Regions from separate parts of the Mus musculus genome. Here region 1 is linked to region 2. A link is a loop called in an ENCODE intact Hi-C map of the cell type or tissue named here. Cell type or tissue: left cerebral cortex. All regions are shown on one strand. Region 1 holds the start of Fam117b (family with sequence similarity 117, member B). Region 2 overlaps Fam117b (family with sequence similarity 117, member B).

Region 1 (8,000 bases), 51 kb before region 2:
GGGAGCCGAGATGCGCGCAGCCAATCAGCGAGGCCGAGTGGCTCGAGCGCGCTGACGCTACACCAATGAGCGGCGGCAGGGGGCGGGGACAACGGAGGAGACACTATTGTTGATGAGGAGCCGCGGCGGCGGCTGCATCACCTCGTCGGTGCCCGTCGCTGCCCGCGCGCCCCCTGGTCCTGAAGTCAGGCTACGTCACCCGCTGGCTCAGGCCTTCCCTCGGGCCCCGAGCAGCCGGTCCCCGCCGCCCAGCACCCCCGGCCGCCGTCTCTGGGGCGGGGGGACCATGTCCCAGCGGGTGAGGCGCAATGGGTCTCCCACGCCCGCCGGCGCCCTCGCGGGTGGCGCGGTCGGCCCGCCCGGGGGCCCTGGGAGCCGCCTGCAGCCCATGAGGGCGACGGTGCCGTTCCAGCTGAAGCAGCAGCAGCAACATGGCAGCCCCACGCGGGGCGGCGGCGGCGGCGGCAACAACGGAGGCAACGGAGGCGCCTCAGGCCCCTCGGGCGGCGGCGGCAGTGGCGGCCCGCGCACCGCCTCACGCAGCACCAGCCCCACGCGCGGCGGCGGCGGCAGCGCGGCGGCGCGTACCAGCCCCACGGTGGCCACGCAGACGGGAGCGTCCGTGACGTCCACGCGCGGTACCAGCCCCACGCGCGGCACGGCGCCTGGGGCCCGAAGCAGTCCTCCGCGCCCGCAGCCGCCACCGCCCCTGCTGGGCACCGTGTCGTCGCCCAGTTCGTCGCCCACCCACCTGTGGCCGAGCGAGGTGATTGCGGCCCCACCCTCCGCCCGCGTCCGCCACCGGAGGAGGTCCCCAGAGCAGGGCCGACCCTCGGCGGAGAAGAGGAGCCCCAGCGCCCCGGTGTGCAAAGCAGGTACGTGGAGGACAGGGGTCCTGTGCCGCCGAGTGGGGACTGCAGCGCTCCGGTGGGGCGGGGCGGGGCGGGGCGGGGCGTGCGGTCCGCCACCCCTGCGTCTTGCCCGTGCGGGTCTCCGCCGTGGAGGTGCGGCCGCTAACCTTGGGCCTGGGCTCAATTTGTGGAAATCATAAACCCTGGGGTTTGGCCTTGCGTCGCTACTGCTGGGGCTGGTCCTGTCACTTTTGGTGACGCGGTTAATGCTTGCAAATAGCACTTGTGTGCTGCTTAGTGTTTCTGTTCCACAAAACAGTTTCGGATCTGGAGGACTGAATGCATCAGCAAAGGCGGATTTGGATCATTGAAGAGTTGTGAAGCTGGGAGCAGTTTTTGCATTTCGTAAGACTTAATGAGTAGCAAGAAGGGAGAAGTTAAGCAAGATTGCTTTGGGGTGTGTGCATAGGTCTATGTATGTGTTTACACATATACGTAAATGGTAGATAGCTAGCCTGAGGGTCTGAGTGTGTTTCTGAGATACTGGTTTTATTTCTCTTAGACTTATTCTTTGCTTCCCGCACCCCCCCCCCCCCAACACTCTCACTACCGCTGGCTGACCTGGAACTTGCAGTGTAGACCAGGCTGGCCTTGATCTGCCTGCCTCTGCCTTCCTAGTGCTGGGATTAAAGGCCTGCCCATTTTGTTTTGCTTTGGTTTTTTATGTTTATTTTTTATTTTTTGTTTGCGTTTTGAAACAGGCTCCCTGTAGCCTCATCTGGTCTGTAACTCACCATGTAGATAGGTTAGCCTCACCAACTGCCTCTGCCTTCTGAGTGCTGGAGTCAAAAGCATGCTACTTTGCCAGGCTACAAAATGCTTTTAAAAGATGTTAAGAGGATTCCCTCCCTTCAATAATGGGCAAGTGGTTTTCATACACGACCTCATTTTAGCTTTCATATTTTCCTTTAGATGGGTTAAGAACAAGTGGTGACAGGTGAGCTTTGACTCTGCTTGTATGCCACAGAGAACAAGTCTTCAAATTAGATCAAGGGAGCAACTTCTAATGTATAAGAGAACGTCTGAGAGATACATTGCACACCAAAATTACATGCATGCTGGACAAGATTTCTGCAGTTTGCCATTGAGTTTCTGGAGCTAGGATAGTGCATCTGGTGTCTGGTAGATGAGCTGCTTAAGTGGGCAGTAGACAAGGAAGGAGACTGGGCCCCTCAATCTGATAACAGAATTTTAAAGAGTTGATTTGCAACACACCCTGAGGAGAACTTGATTAGGGTAAACAGTCAAATGTGAAGGAGGCTTTATTTCCGGGGACATTGGGCTCCTTGTGTGCTCATTCATATTTTCCAAAGGCACCCCCTCCCCCACTCCCCACCCTCCAAAACCAGAAAAAAACGGAGTAGTTACTCTTAAACTAGGTGTGAGGGATACTGCTTGTTGGTAGGTCTCTCAGTCTTACTCAAGTGTAAATGTCTGATGGCTTTTTTTTCTTTTTTCAAGACTGGGGTTTCTCTGTATAGCCCTGCTGGCTGTCCTGGAACTCACTCTGTAGACCAGGCTGGCCTCGAACTCAGAAATCCGCCTGCCTCTGCCTCCCAAGTGCTGGGATTAAAGGGCCACCACTGGCCGATGTCTGATGTCTTCTTTTTGGAATATATTCTTGTTTCACGTTAGTTAGGTCCATACAAAGTGGGGGAAGTGTTTTCAGTAGCATAGACTGCTATGATTAAATCATTCCATGTTTTATATGGCCAAATCTAGAAAGAGACATTGTAATTACTGCGCCCCTTTTTGATTAAAGGGAGATGACCAGTTTGCAGGCTTGATGAAATGTGAAAGTTCTTACTTGGAAACAAAGGTGCTTCTTGATGCAGTTCTGGAACCCTCATGTGACTCAGATGCCTGGGCTCATCTTCAGGCTGCTAGCTTCTTCTAGATGTCTCATGGGGTGAACAGAGTCCAGCCTTCACCAGGGCTTCATTATTACAGAGTCCCTATGTGGGAGATCTCAGGATCTCTAGCTGGTTGATTATTTCTCTGGGCTTTGAACTAATTACTGAGTGATCCAAAATATCATTCTCTTGATTCTGATAAAGTCACCACACACTTGTCCATGGCAGCTATTTAAATGTCTAACTTCAGTGCCTGCCAGGGGCCTATTTGCGTAAGCTGTGCTTTCAGAAAGTAACTCAGCACCAGGGTTAGTTGTAGAGTTGACTTTGTGCTCTCTCTCTTTTCCGTTGCCTTACTTAGATGAGAAGTGGAGAGGCCGCATAAGAGCAGTTAGAATAGGCTCTGGGTAGTTACTGGGCTCAATGCCCAGATGCAGTTACTCGTGAGTCATGTGGTATGGATAGAGTCCGTGGTTATATGGGATTGTTTATTTTTACATTGTGTATGTTGTATGCACATTTGTTGGTACTTACATGCTAGGGTCACATATGAGATGTCACTAGATGGCAATCTGCTGGAGTCTGTCCTCCTTTTTAGTCTTTGGGTCCAGAGGACTGTTAGGTCATCGGGAGTGGTGACAGACACCTTTACCTGCTGAGCTGTCTCAACAGTTTTAGTTTTATTTAAAAAGTTTTAATTACATTTTCTATTCCTCCCTCCCTCCCTTTCTCTGTGTGCGTCCATGCGTGCCTGAATCGGCATGGGTGCCAGGGTTCATTCCTGGAGGTTGGGACAGTCCTTCAGAGCTGATGCTTGCTCTTTGTTCACTTCGAGGGTCCCAGGAATCAAACTCACATTGTTAGGCTTGGTGGCAGTCATTTTTACCTGCTGAGCCATCTTTGGCCCCTTTTATTTTTTAAAGAAATATTTATTTATTTATTTATTTATTTTTTTATTGTTCTTTTTTTTTTTTTTAATATGTAAGTACACTGTAGCTGTCTTCAGACACTCCAGAAGAAGGAGTCAGATCTCATTGTGAGTGGTTGTGAGCCACCATGTGGCTGCTGGGATCTGAACTCCGGACCTTCGGAAGAGCAGTCGGGCGCTCTCACCCACTGAGCCATCCCACCAGCCCAGAAATATTTATTTTATGTAGATGAATACACTGTAGCCATCTCAGACACACCAGAAGAGGGCATCAGACCCCATTACAGATGGTTGTGAGCCACCATGTGGTTGCTGGGAATTGAACTCAGGACCTCTGGAAGTCAGTGCTCCTAATTACTGAGCCATCTCTCCAGCCCCCCTTCCTTTTATTTTTAATTAACTCATAATTTATCTTTATGAGACATAGTTTGTTTCTTATACATTAATACCTCATAAAATGATTGTTTGCCTACTTGATTTATCTATCATTTCATACTAAGTATTGTGATATATTTAAGATTTATTTTTAAGTACACATGTATGCACACATACATGTGTGCCATGGCACTGCAGAGATCAAAAGACAGTTTTTATGAATAGGGTCTTTGCTTTCACTGTGCTGATTCTAGGGATTGAACTCAGGTCATCAGGTTTGCCAGCAAGCAGCTCTTTCTTCCCTCTGAGCCATCTTGCTGGAATTAAATTTATTTATTTTTTTTCAGTTGTCTGATGTGTAATTCAACAGATTCTTGTATAGTTGAGGGGTTAAAGCTACTGATTTGCTGAAAATCTCCATAATGTTTGATTCCTCCTAAAATTAACTACTAAAAAAATAGCCTGAAGTTATTAGAAGTCTTACTAGAAATCGAAACATTCAGCTTGACATATCCTTTGTTCATTACATATATTATATATGGTGAAAAAAATTCATGAGAACTTAGATGACTTTTTACTGCCATCAGGAGTGTACCACTCACTCTGGTGGAGGTGATCACGTCATTGTGGTCTGGAAACTTAACCTCACTGCCACAGCAACAGAAGGTGGCTGCTGTGCTGTGTTACAGCAGTGCAGTTATGCTACAGTTAATTGTGTAGTTATGGTTTAATACTGCATCCTCACTGTTATTTACACTTCTCTTGAGAATAGAGCCAGGCGTGGTGTTTGCATGTGTAGGGTTTGACAAATGTTGACTTTTTATAATAGGTTTATGTGTGTTTTATAATAGTGATAAAACAGACTATTATCACTTGCAGGCAGTAGTGAAACAGGATACACATATTTTATGCATCCATGATAGAAGCTATCATATAAACTATTGTGATATTTCTAGACTATGTGGTAGTTCTGTGAGCTTTTTCAATTTGTTGCAATCTCCACCAAAATCCTTGTGTAAATGGACCTGCACAGTTCAGACCTGGGTTTAATGTCAACTAATAGCTACATTATTAGTAGCTATTGCCACCTGCATACCTTGTCCTATGAATCTCTGCCATCTGGCTGTTCCTTACTTGTGTCCTTTGTAATAAGTTGATAATATGTGTAAATAAGTTATTTTTATGAGTTCTGTAATCCATTCTACAATATTACCAAACCTTAGAAGTGCTCATGGGAACCTGTGATCTGTAGCTGGTTGGTCAGAAGGGCAGGTGGTCCAGGACTTGGAACTAGTATCTGAAGAGCAGGCAGTCTCCTGAGGTCAAATTTGAATGTGACATGCTCCTGATAAGGTAGAGCTCCAGCTGTTAGCTGTGGTGCTATTATCTGTAAGGTTGTTAAAACTTTAGGAGGAAGGGTCTAGATGGAGGAAGAAGGTTACCTTGAGTGAATCCTTTGTTACATCTTACCCTGACCCCTTCCCACATTTCATTTCCACTACTTGCTGGCTGCCATGATAGGAAATTGTATGCTCTGTCATGTCCTCCTTGCCATAATGGATTGACATCTCTGAAACTAGGAGTTAGAACAAATCTTTCCTTAAGTTATTCTGTCAGGTATTTTTGCTATAGGGATAGGAAAAGATGCTGCTAAATAACTCAGGGTAGTTAGAATCAGAATTAGATTGTTAAATTTCGATCTGGTAAACAGAGAATTGCCTGGTTCTTGAAAACACCCCAGGGTACTTGTTAAAAAAATTCTGCTTCCAGGTCTAATTTTAGGCTTTGAAAGTTCCTTCTACTGTTGTTACTATACTCTAAACAGTAGTTCCTTACTTGTATAGAAGCCTTCAAAGCATGGTTTGGAAACTTGATAGGAAAAAAACAAATCAATTTAGTACATGTGTGATTTTTGTGGAGTGGCTAATATGTTGATAGAAAGATGTGAATTCTTTTCATTGTATGTCTTATGTAAATTTGACTATTAATTGGGGTGGGAAATTGCCAAGAAAAGTAGTAAGAGATGTACTTCCTTTAAAAGTATATATTTAAAATTATATGTGTGCCTACACGAATCACATGAGGTAGTATGTCTGTGGAGGCCAGGAGAAGATGTTGGATCCCCTGGAGTTGGAGCCACATGTGGTCATGGGTAGTCTGGTGTGGGTGCTGGGAATACTTCTGGAACAGTGATATTCACTTCACCCTGAGCCATCTTTCTAGCCCTAAGAGACACACACACACTTCTTTGAAGCAGTAGGCAGACTCAGAAAGTAGGACACCAAAACTCCATATTTTCATATCCGTTTCTTAGTACCTTCTGAGGTAGAACTCAGAAAATTCAGTGTTTCTCTAACATTGAAGGACAGTTGCTGATTTCACAGTTCCTTTTTTTTAAAGATTTATTTATTTATTATATATAAGTACACTGTAGCTATCTTCAAACACACTAGAAGAGGGCATCAGATCTCACTACAGATGGTTGTGAGCCACCATTCGGAGGCTGGGATTTGAACTGAGGACCTTTGGAAGAGCAGTCAGTGCTCTTAACTGCTGAGCCATCTCTCCTGATTTCACACTTTAAGGGGAATCTTTTTGGCTTGTGGTATATATTTTTACAATTGAGGATGAAGTATTGTAAAACATAATAGTTCTACACTTTGGCTCATATAATTTTCACTTAAGTTCAGTTCTGCATATTTGATTGAACTTTTTAAGTTTGTATTGTATTGTTTGTTTGTATTGCATAATTACTATGTAATATAAAGATGTAAAAACAAAACAAAACTAAAACCCTTTACAAATAACAGTTTTAAAAAAAATACAGTGCTCCAGAGATTCAAATTAACCAGGCAAGACAGGAGCATGAAAGAAGCATGTACTATGATTGCTCTTAAGAGTGAATGATTCCACAGGTCGGTATAGACCTTCTCTCAGAGAAGGTTCTGTCTGACTGTGGTTGGAAAGGGAAGAACCAAACAGTCAGTTGTCTTACAGGAGTGACAGACAATACATGCCATGTTTACTTGTGTATTATTTAAAATACACAACCTAGGGGATATTAGACTAGGAAAAGAGTAGAAGGGCACCCTTCAGAATGGCCCTGTGTAGAGAGAGTAGTGTGAACTATGTCAGTGTGAATTAAAATGAATCAGAATATATTCCCTAGTTAAAAGCATTTGTTCTGGAGCCAGTCTGCTGTGGTTCACATTCTGCCATTGACATTCACTGACTAGCTCTTTAACTTAGGCAGATTCACTACCTGCAAAAAGGAGTACTTCATAATACTTAACTGTAGAGGATTGTCACAAGGATATACAGTCCTTGTATCTGGGTGTAGATACCCTTATTCCCAGCAATCATGAGGTAGAGGATAGCAGAACTCTGTGAGTTCAGGTTAGGCTGGTCTACAAAGGGCATTCCAAGGCTACTTAGACCCATCTCTAAAAAACAAGCTAAAAAATTTTCTTGTAAACTGACTACAGGGTATAGGTGTTTTTCAGTGTTAGGTATTTCTGGATTATTTTTGCCATCTTCCTGAGGCAAGTTTAAAAAAGTTTTTTTTTAAAGATTTATTTATTGTTATAGCTAGTTACACTGTAGCTGTCTGCAGATGCACCAGAAGAGGGTGTCAGATCTCATTCCGGTGGTTGTGAGCCACCATGTGGTTGCTGGGATTTGAACTCAGGACCTTCGGAAGAGCAGTCAGTGCTTTTACCTGCTGAGCCTTCTCACCAGCCCCCTGAGGCAAGTTTAATGTACTATTTGTTGTATTTATGTTCTTAGACTAAGGTATGGGATATTTTGTAGGTTTAGGATGAATGAAGTAGAAATTGAGATAGAAGAATCTAGAAGGTAGGAATTGCAAAGGGATTGAACACCTGAGTTGAGATGTGGTGGGAATGGCACTCATCAATCTTTTGGTGTGGTATA
Region 2 (8,000 bases):
CTTGTGCTGCTCTACTCTCCCTCTCAACTCTACTGCACTGCTCTCCGAGAACTCTATGTTCCTGTACTGTACCCTCTTCCTCCTGTGCTGTCTGCCTCTCCCTTAAGTAGCTTCCCTTTCATCTCTCTTCTCATGAGAGTTGGACATATCCCATTCTGTCAAATCTTTCTCTGATTCATCACTTTATGCCACTCAATTAGTCATCACTTTCAAACATGGGTGCTTCCTTCTACAAACTAACCTTACCTTCATTGTTGGGATTAAAGATGTGTACTAAAGGCATGCTTGTATTCCAGCCTGAAGGATGAAAGGTATGTATTAAAGTCTGCCACAGCCACACCCTAACTAGAAACAGGTTCAAAGTTACTATTGGCCATGTTTTCTGATATTCTGATTCTTTCCGAACCATTCCACCAACAGAGGTCCAAGCATTTAAATATATGTACGTTGGGGGGTTGTGTTCATTCAACCCACCACATTCCAAATGTCACGTGGGTATATAGAGAATGACATGGTGCTGTCTGATTAAAAGCTTTAAGTGGGCCAGAATTTACTGAAGTGTTTACTCTGAGGAGAGAGATTGGGAAAACAGTAAGCATTTTATATTTTTTCCAAAGTACAGATCTGATGAGAGAAATATTTTAAACTTTCTTAGATGTGAGGAATTCTCAGCTAATCTGATAACCTACTTACATTTGTGTATACCGATTTATATTTAGAATTCACATTATTGGAGAAACCACTTTTGATCCAGGAAAACAAATTCTCGTTATTTAATTCCCTAAAAGGGGTGTAGTAGGAGGGGGGTGCCAGAATTTAAAAAGAAAGAAAAAAATTCCTTAAAGTAAAATACCTTGAAATAAAAGATTATTTTTATTCTCTTCAGATGTTTGTTAGAATGTAGTTTATATGAGGAGTGAAATAAAGGACTAATTCCTCATGTTATCTTCAGTAGTTATGTGGGGAATTGCAGGCTGGTCTCCAGTTGAGCTGAGGTCTGAACCCCGAGAATGGTGATAATTCACCTTCATGATATGGTAGGTGATCCCTTATGCTCCTGGAACTCTGGCCCCTCCCCCCACAAGAGAAGCATGGTCAGTAGTCACTTAGGCAATGGCCCAAGCTTTTGACCTTCAGGCTAAACTCCCCAGTTACCTAGCAAAAGTGAAGACCATAAAAAGGGCTGTTCGGCCCCACCTTGCTCTCTTACTCTCTTACTTGTCTCTCTTGTTTCTTACCCCTCAGTCTCCCTACCCCTTTACCCCCTGCCTTTCTATAATAAAGCTCTTAAACCATAGAGAGTCTCTGCCCATCAAGGCTGTGCGCACTCTCGCAGGTCTTGGGAACCTCTTCCCTCATCCCTCTCTTCTATAACCCTGCTGGCTTTAGCAAAGTAGCTCCGGGGTTCCCAGGTAGGGTTACCCCTGGCCACCCCCTGAAGAGTGGGATAGAGGAATGCCCACCCAGGGATGAGTGGAGGTAGTTAGCAGCCCTCTCACACCTGACAGACCAGAGAATAGGGAAAACTCTGACGGGGCGTGGGCCTTTTCCCTTCCCCCTCTTCCCCAGGGCCCCTTTTTTAGTTCCCACATAGTTACATTAGGTTTAACTAAGAAGTCCTTCTCAGGTTGCTGGGTGAGTTCATTTGTTTTAACCTCCTGGTGACAGCTAGTTAAGTTATAGTTAAGTTAAAGTGCTGGTTAAAACCGCTTACCCAGAGGAGAGGTGCACGGGCCTTATGAGAATGACTTGCTCTCACTCCTTTCTTCTCTGTTTTTTTTTTTTTTCCCCTTTGTTTGAGACATTAGATTTTTGATAAATAGTTGCTTCTAAGGAGATATTAAGAAAATCTTTTTGTCTTAGTCAGGGTTTCTATTCCTGCACAAACATCATGACCAAGATCAAGTTGGGGAGGAAAGGGTTTATTCAGCTTACACCTCCAAACTGCTGTTCATCACCAAGGAAGTCAGGACTGGAACTCAAGCAGGTCAGAAAGCAGGAGCTGATGCAGAGGCCATGGAGGGATGTTACTTACTGGCTTGCTTCCCTGGCTTGCTCAGCCTGCTCTCTTATAGAACCAAGACTACCAGCTTAGAGATGGTACCACCCACAAGGGGCCCTTCCCCCTTGATTACTAATTGAGAAAATGCCTTACAGTTGGATCTCATGGAGGCATTTCCCCAACTGAAGCTCCTTTCTCTGTGATAACTCGAGCTGTGTCAAGTTGACACAAAACTAGCCAGTACACTTTTTAACATCTTTCCCTGCTTTGCTGATAGGAAATCTCAGCAAATCCAAATTGGGGAGGCAGCTGCTCCCCTGCCAGGGCCCTGTGTGCCTTTCTTACCATGGCAGCTGAGGACGACTCTCTGCTTTCTTTACAGACAAGCTTACTAATGTGTTCTCATGCTGTGGCACATTACCTCCCCCTTACAGGCTCTTTTTCCCTGCGTCTGTAATTTAGCAGTTGTAAAGCAAAGGAGTACTTGGAAGCCTGAAAACCCAGCACAAGGCCTTGTTTTTGTTGTATGACAATTTGAAGAAATTAGCAGGAGGAGGACACAATTGGTTTAGAACTGTTAATCTAAACAAACTAGTAAGTTTACTATGTGTCCTGAGTGTTTGAGATTGCTGTTAGCCTTCTGTGTTACGTTTCTCTGTCACCTCGTTACACATGAGATGATCGGTCATAGGAAAGCTGACTGCATCTCAAGATGTCTGTGTGCTTCACTGCAGGCCAGTGAGTCATTGGTTTCCTTTCTCTCTATCATTTCAGTTGTTTCCTCTCCAGTCTTTGTTTTACCGTCCATGAGTCCTCAGAAGCAAAGCAGCATTAGCTTTGTCCTTCCCCTACCTTGTTCCTAAAGTGCCTATAGTTTTTACAGCTTTATTTGGGGCTGGAAAGATGGCTCAGTGGTTAAGAGTACTTGCTGTCCTTCCAGAGGATCCGAAGTCAGTTCCTTAACATCCATATCAGGTGACTCATAACTCCCTGTAACTCCAGCTCCAAAGGATATGACACCTCTCTGAACTCTGGTGTCTGCACTCACAGTGGACCATACACATAATTTTACAAATTATAAAACTAAATTAAAAAAAAAAACCGAACAACTTTTGCTTGATCTTATGTTGGAACTTTACATCTGTTGGGAAGAAAGTAGGGTAGTAAAGTAGATAAAAACTCTCTAGGAGTTAGTGGAAGTCCTTAGGAATCCTAAGATAAACAGTAGGTAGCCAGCTCCAGTGACTAGCTTTCATCCTGCCTCATTGCAGTTACAAATAGGACCCGAGTTCAGTGACAAGGCTAGAGACATGGCTCAGTGGTTAAGAGCATCTGCAGGCACACACTCACATAAACAGACATGCACAAATAAATAAATATCTCTCTGAAGAATAAGGAAATGAGGGCCGGGGAGGGAGGTTGAGGTTGAGGTAGGAGAGTAGAGAAGGCAAGCAATGAAGAGAGGAATGAATAGAAAGGTAGCATAGGCTCTGTTCTTGTCAATGAGAGGATGTCACCTACAAGTCTTCCATCTATGGATGAAAGGTATGGTGACATAGGCTTCTAGTCTTAGCACTCAAGATGCTTAACAAGGAGTGTCATGAACTTTACTCCTGCTTGAGTTAACCCTGTCCGGTTGGTGCTCCTTCCCCCTTTCCCCCCCAAAAAAGACATAACCCAATACCAGAAACAACAAAAACCCACTTGTCGGACATAACTGTTAGATATTTGGGGGCTGGAGACATGTCTCAGTGGTTAACAGCACTGCCTGATCTTCCAGAGGAACTAGGTTCAGCTCCCAGAACCCAAATGGCAGTTTTCAGCTGTTGACTCCAATTCCTGATGCCCTCTTCTGGCCTGTGTGGACTCTGCATGTACGTGCACCACATACATGCAGACAAAATACACAAACGCATAAAAAAAAAAGAAATAACACATTTTAAAAAATTAAAATTAAAAACAAATAATATTGGAGAAGCTTGGGGGTATGTGAAAAGATGTGTGAACAAAGGGGTTAAAATTAGAGTCTCTCCAGCCCCGTCTTTCCTTTCTGCTCTTCCAGAGGTCCTGAGTTCAATTCCCAGCAACTACATGGTGGCTCACAACCATCTGTAATGGGATCCGATGCCCTTTTCTGGTGTTTCTGAAGACATTGACAGTGTACTCAGATAAAATAAATAAATCTTTAAAAAAGAGAGAATCATAAGGACATACTTTTAAAAAGAATTAGGAAAGACTAGTTAAGAAACAGTGTGTCCATTATGGGCAGAATAGGGGCCAGGGGTGATTACCTCCTTTCAAAACCATGAATGAGAATACTGAGCTGTTCCTTACATGTGAAGGAAGCTACCTGCCCAGGAGGTAGGATGCTGAGCCCTGCCTTGGGAGTGAGAGCTGTACACTAACAACAGCCAGGAGCTGCTTGAAAGTCAATTCCCTTTGGCTTCTTTCTCACAGATTTCCTGTTTCTTCCCAAGGATACTTGTACTGTGTTTGCTGTGTTTTTGTTTTGCTTGTTTGTTTATGTTAAAGATGAGCAGAAGTAAAAGAAGAAATAAAGCTTCATTCTAAGTTTGAGTCAGACGGTAAAATTACCCATTGAGTTTTAAAGCTGGAGCTCAGTGCCTGCAGATACGTGAGCTTTTGTTTCTCTGCCACCTCTTCCAGGTGAATGAATGAGGTAGCCATAGATCTCAGACCATTGCTATTAGCAGATACCCTCATAAGACCTGTTTTGTATTTTATTTTGAGCATCTTGTTAGGAGGACAGTTAATATTATATAATTATTTAATCTGTCACTTTAAAAAAGTAATACTGTGACAATGAAAACACTTTGGGTAAGAGAAAATCAAAGATGGATTTCCAAAAAGAAAAAAACCAAACAAACACATTTTATATTTTTGTTTTCAGAGGTGAACATATTAAGTATGTATGTAGTGGTATTCATACAATGACTATTACAGGAAAGTTATCTGCAGTTATGCGGTGGGTTCTACCTTATGAATCCTGTCTGTCTGTTGAACTCCATTGTCAGGCTTGGTGACAGGCACCTTGCTCAGCCACCTCACTGGCCTTGTGAAAGCATATCTGAGGTTGCTGTTCTTGGGTTCTCTTAGTGACCTCTAGTTTGTGACAGCTGTTGGTACATTTCTGAGTCAGTCTTGACTGTCGGGCTTTGAGCTCTAAACTACATTTCATATAACCTAAGATGCAGATTCGGTTGCTCTCAAGTTGTTGAAGTCCTTTGGATTTGTTTTTGGGCTATGCCACCTTGAAAACTCCTCTCCCTCTTCACCTCTTAAGGCTCCTGCTCCAAAGAGCACGCTCGTTCCCGCTGGCCCCATCACCAAGTCGTCTGGTTCTCGGTTCCGGAACAGTGTGGAAGGGCTGAATCAGGAGATTGAGATCATAATTAAAGAGACGGGGGAGAAGGAAGAACAGCTGATTGTAAGTAGCCTCCACCCTCAGTGCAGGCTTGCTGTGAACTCCAGAGCTCTGAGGAGTCACATTCGGTTGGCTGTATTTACATTTCTTACTGAGAGAATGAAAATTTGACTTTTTTAAATAAATGAAAATAAAAGCCTTTGACCGTGAAAGGGATTGAAGAATTTTAACTTCTGTTCATTTCACAGAATGAATGGGCCCAACCTTAGTTCAGGTCCTCTAGCAGAAACTGGTTTTCATTTGTAGCAAATACCTCATTTTGCTTTAACTCCCTACAACAAGTTGGAGTTAGTTCCGTGGAGGGTGGGGCAGTTAGAACAGCAAATTGTTTCTAAGGGGTGTCTGCCCCCCACTTTTGTAGGCTGCTTGGTTTGACTTGACTCGCATCTGCATGAAAAATGAGTTTTGTGGCCCAGAGTACTTTTACTCAGCAGTTGTTCTTGAGTGCTGTGGGGGGTTAGTTTGGAGAAAGCCCCTACAGGTGTGTGGGATTTTCTCCCTGGAGGTGAAGGCAGCTGGGTGTGGTGGCTGGCCTGTACTCCCAGTCATTCCACAGCTCCTCCAGTTTGAGGCTGGCTTATATAACTGAAATCCTTTCTCAAACAAACAAAAGACAAAACTTGGTTTAGCTTTAAAAATATACAACTCTCCCATCCCTGTTCTCCATTCTATAAAATGGAGTATGCTTTTCCTGACTAATTAAAGCTAAGTCAGTCAAAGTTGTAGAGGGAGCTGGCTTGTCTGCTGTGTGAGCCACACAAGCTTTCATAAATGTCTCCTTGATTTCACCCTCTAATTAGATCTGCTGTGATTAACCTTTCACTCACAGGAAGGGTTCTTTGAAAAAAACAACTTAGAAGAAGAATGGGCAAGAAGGCCCAGGAATGAAGGGCCTCCTGTGTCACTGGTTAGCACCTTTGCTCTCTTAGGGACCTGTGGCTCACCAAGCTTCTCCTTTACTGTGACAATCCTTTGTATACTTTTAGAAATAACAGTACATGATATTTAGGGGGCAGTACATTTAGTCAGCAGATGTTGACCCTCCAGTGTGCCGTGCCCTGAGAAGACAAATCCTTCCCAGAAAGTGCTGCTCACTGAGGTTAGGTGTGGGTGTCAGTAATGAGCAACAGGAAGGCCCAGGGATAGTAGAAGATGGATGCTTGCTTGTTTTTGAAATGGGGTTTTGCAATATAGCCCAGCTGCTCTAGAAATCAGAATCCTCCTGTTTCGGCCTCCCAAGTGCTAGGAGTACAGATTTGTGGCACCATGCCAAGCTTAGAATTTGATTTGTGAGATTCTGGCCACAGAGCAATGTGGACACTGGATAGATATACTGCTAGTAAATTTCAGAATCAGTGGTATAAACATCTATTTTTAAAATTTTGTAACAGCCACAAGATATTCCAGATGGTCATCGTGCGCCTCCGCCCCTCGCACAGAGAAGCAGCAGCACACGAAGCATTGACACACAGACCCCTGGGGGTGCAGACAAGGGAAGCAACAACAGCAGCCGCTCTCAGTCTGTGTCCCCAACATCCTTCCTCACCATCTCTAATGAAGGCAGTGAGGAGAGCCCCTGTTCAGCTGATGATCTGCTTGCGGATCCCAGAGATAAAGGTACGGTAGGTCGGAGCTTCGTCCAGAGCTAATGGCATACCTCCTGTTTGATCTTTTGTCCTGATCTTTTCCCTGGGATCCCACATGTTGGAGGAATGAGGGAGGGCACCGGGTCAGAACAACTGGAGCACAGTGCAGCTTTGCCAAGGGGCTCTGATGGTGCTTGAGTTAAGTGGGTGTGTAGGCTTTTGTTTGTATTTTTTATTTTCCAGCATTTGTGGTGGATATAGCTACCTTATGAGTGACTAATGCAGTGGTTCTCAACTTTCCTAATGCTCTAACCCTATAAAACAGTTCCTCATGCTGTAGTCAGGCCCAACCATGAAATTATCTACTTCACAACTGAGTGCTAACCATAATGTAAAGTTTTTGGAGATACAGGTTTGCCAAAAAGTTCTGAGTTTCACAGGCTGAGAAGCACTGGACTAACTGAATATTTTCCTGAAAAGTACTTTGTTTTAAATCATTTTCCCCATTGGGAATTTATTGCCTTAATAATTCTTAATGAAATGTGAAGCCTTCAACTTAATGCTGTTGAGGATACTTCTAACAAGGATTAACTTGATTTATCTCAAATCTAAATGAGTGTTCAAAGCAAAGTCAAGATTGGGGGTAGTAAGGCTGAAGGTAGTCCAGTGGTTAAGAGAACTTGTTAATCTTGCAGAGGACCATGATTCAGTTCCCAGTACCAACCCACATCCATCTATAATTCTAGATGTAGGGGACTCTTCTGGTTTCTACAGGTTCTTCATATATGTCAGTGCACATACAAATGGGCACACACATACACGTGATAAATTTTCAAAACAAATTTTTAAAGGTTGGAGTTACATACAATAAGAACTAGCCTAAATATTCCAAATATTAAGTATAAAATCTTACCTTTGAAAAGAAATATGATTATTTTTATGGGCCTATATCAGAGTAATACATTCT

The links. A loop is a pair of places that touch in the nucleus more often than their neighbours do. Peaks named below come from ENCODE experiments on the same cell type or tissue, not always from the same donor. Only the 100,000 strongest peaks of a DNase experiment are listed, where the experiment ranks them.
Region 1: a loop joins it to region 2, with 2.5 times the contacts of the local background. A loop is called at or near these places in 7 of 42 quality-filtered maps.

The regions. Positions count from the first base shown.
Region 1 is chr1:59,912,878-59,920,877 of GRCm38, forward strand. Fam117b (family with sequence similarity 117, member B) reads left to right here and starts at 129. Exons shown (of 8, transcript NM_001037725.3): 1 at 129-875. The coding sequence starts at 287. In left cerebral cortex, a CTCF peak has its summit at 739; DNase peaks (open chromatin) are centred at 53, 590, 1,110 and 3,182; H3K4me3 peaks cover 2,140 bases; H3K27ac peaks cover 1,640 bases.
Region 2 is chr1:59,963,648-59,971,647 of GRCm38, forward strand. It overlaps Fam117b (family with sequence similarity 117, member B), which reads left to right. Exons shown (of 8, transcript NM_001037725.3): 5 at 5,307-5,450; 6 at 6,839-7,064. Among named protein-coding and RNA genes, the nearest start is that of Fam117b, 55 kb to the left of the region's middle. In left cerebral cortex, a CTCF peak has its summit at 3,855 (motif pointing left); DNase peaks (open chromatin) are centred at 2,296, 3,835 and 6,710.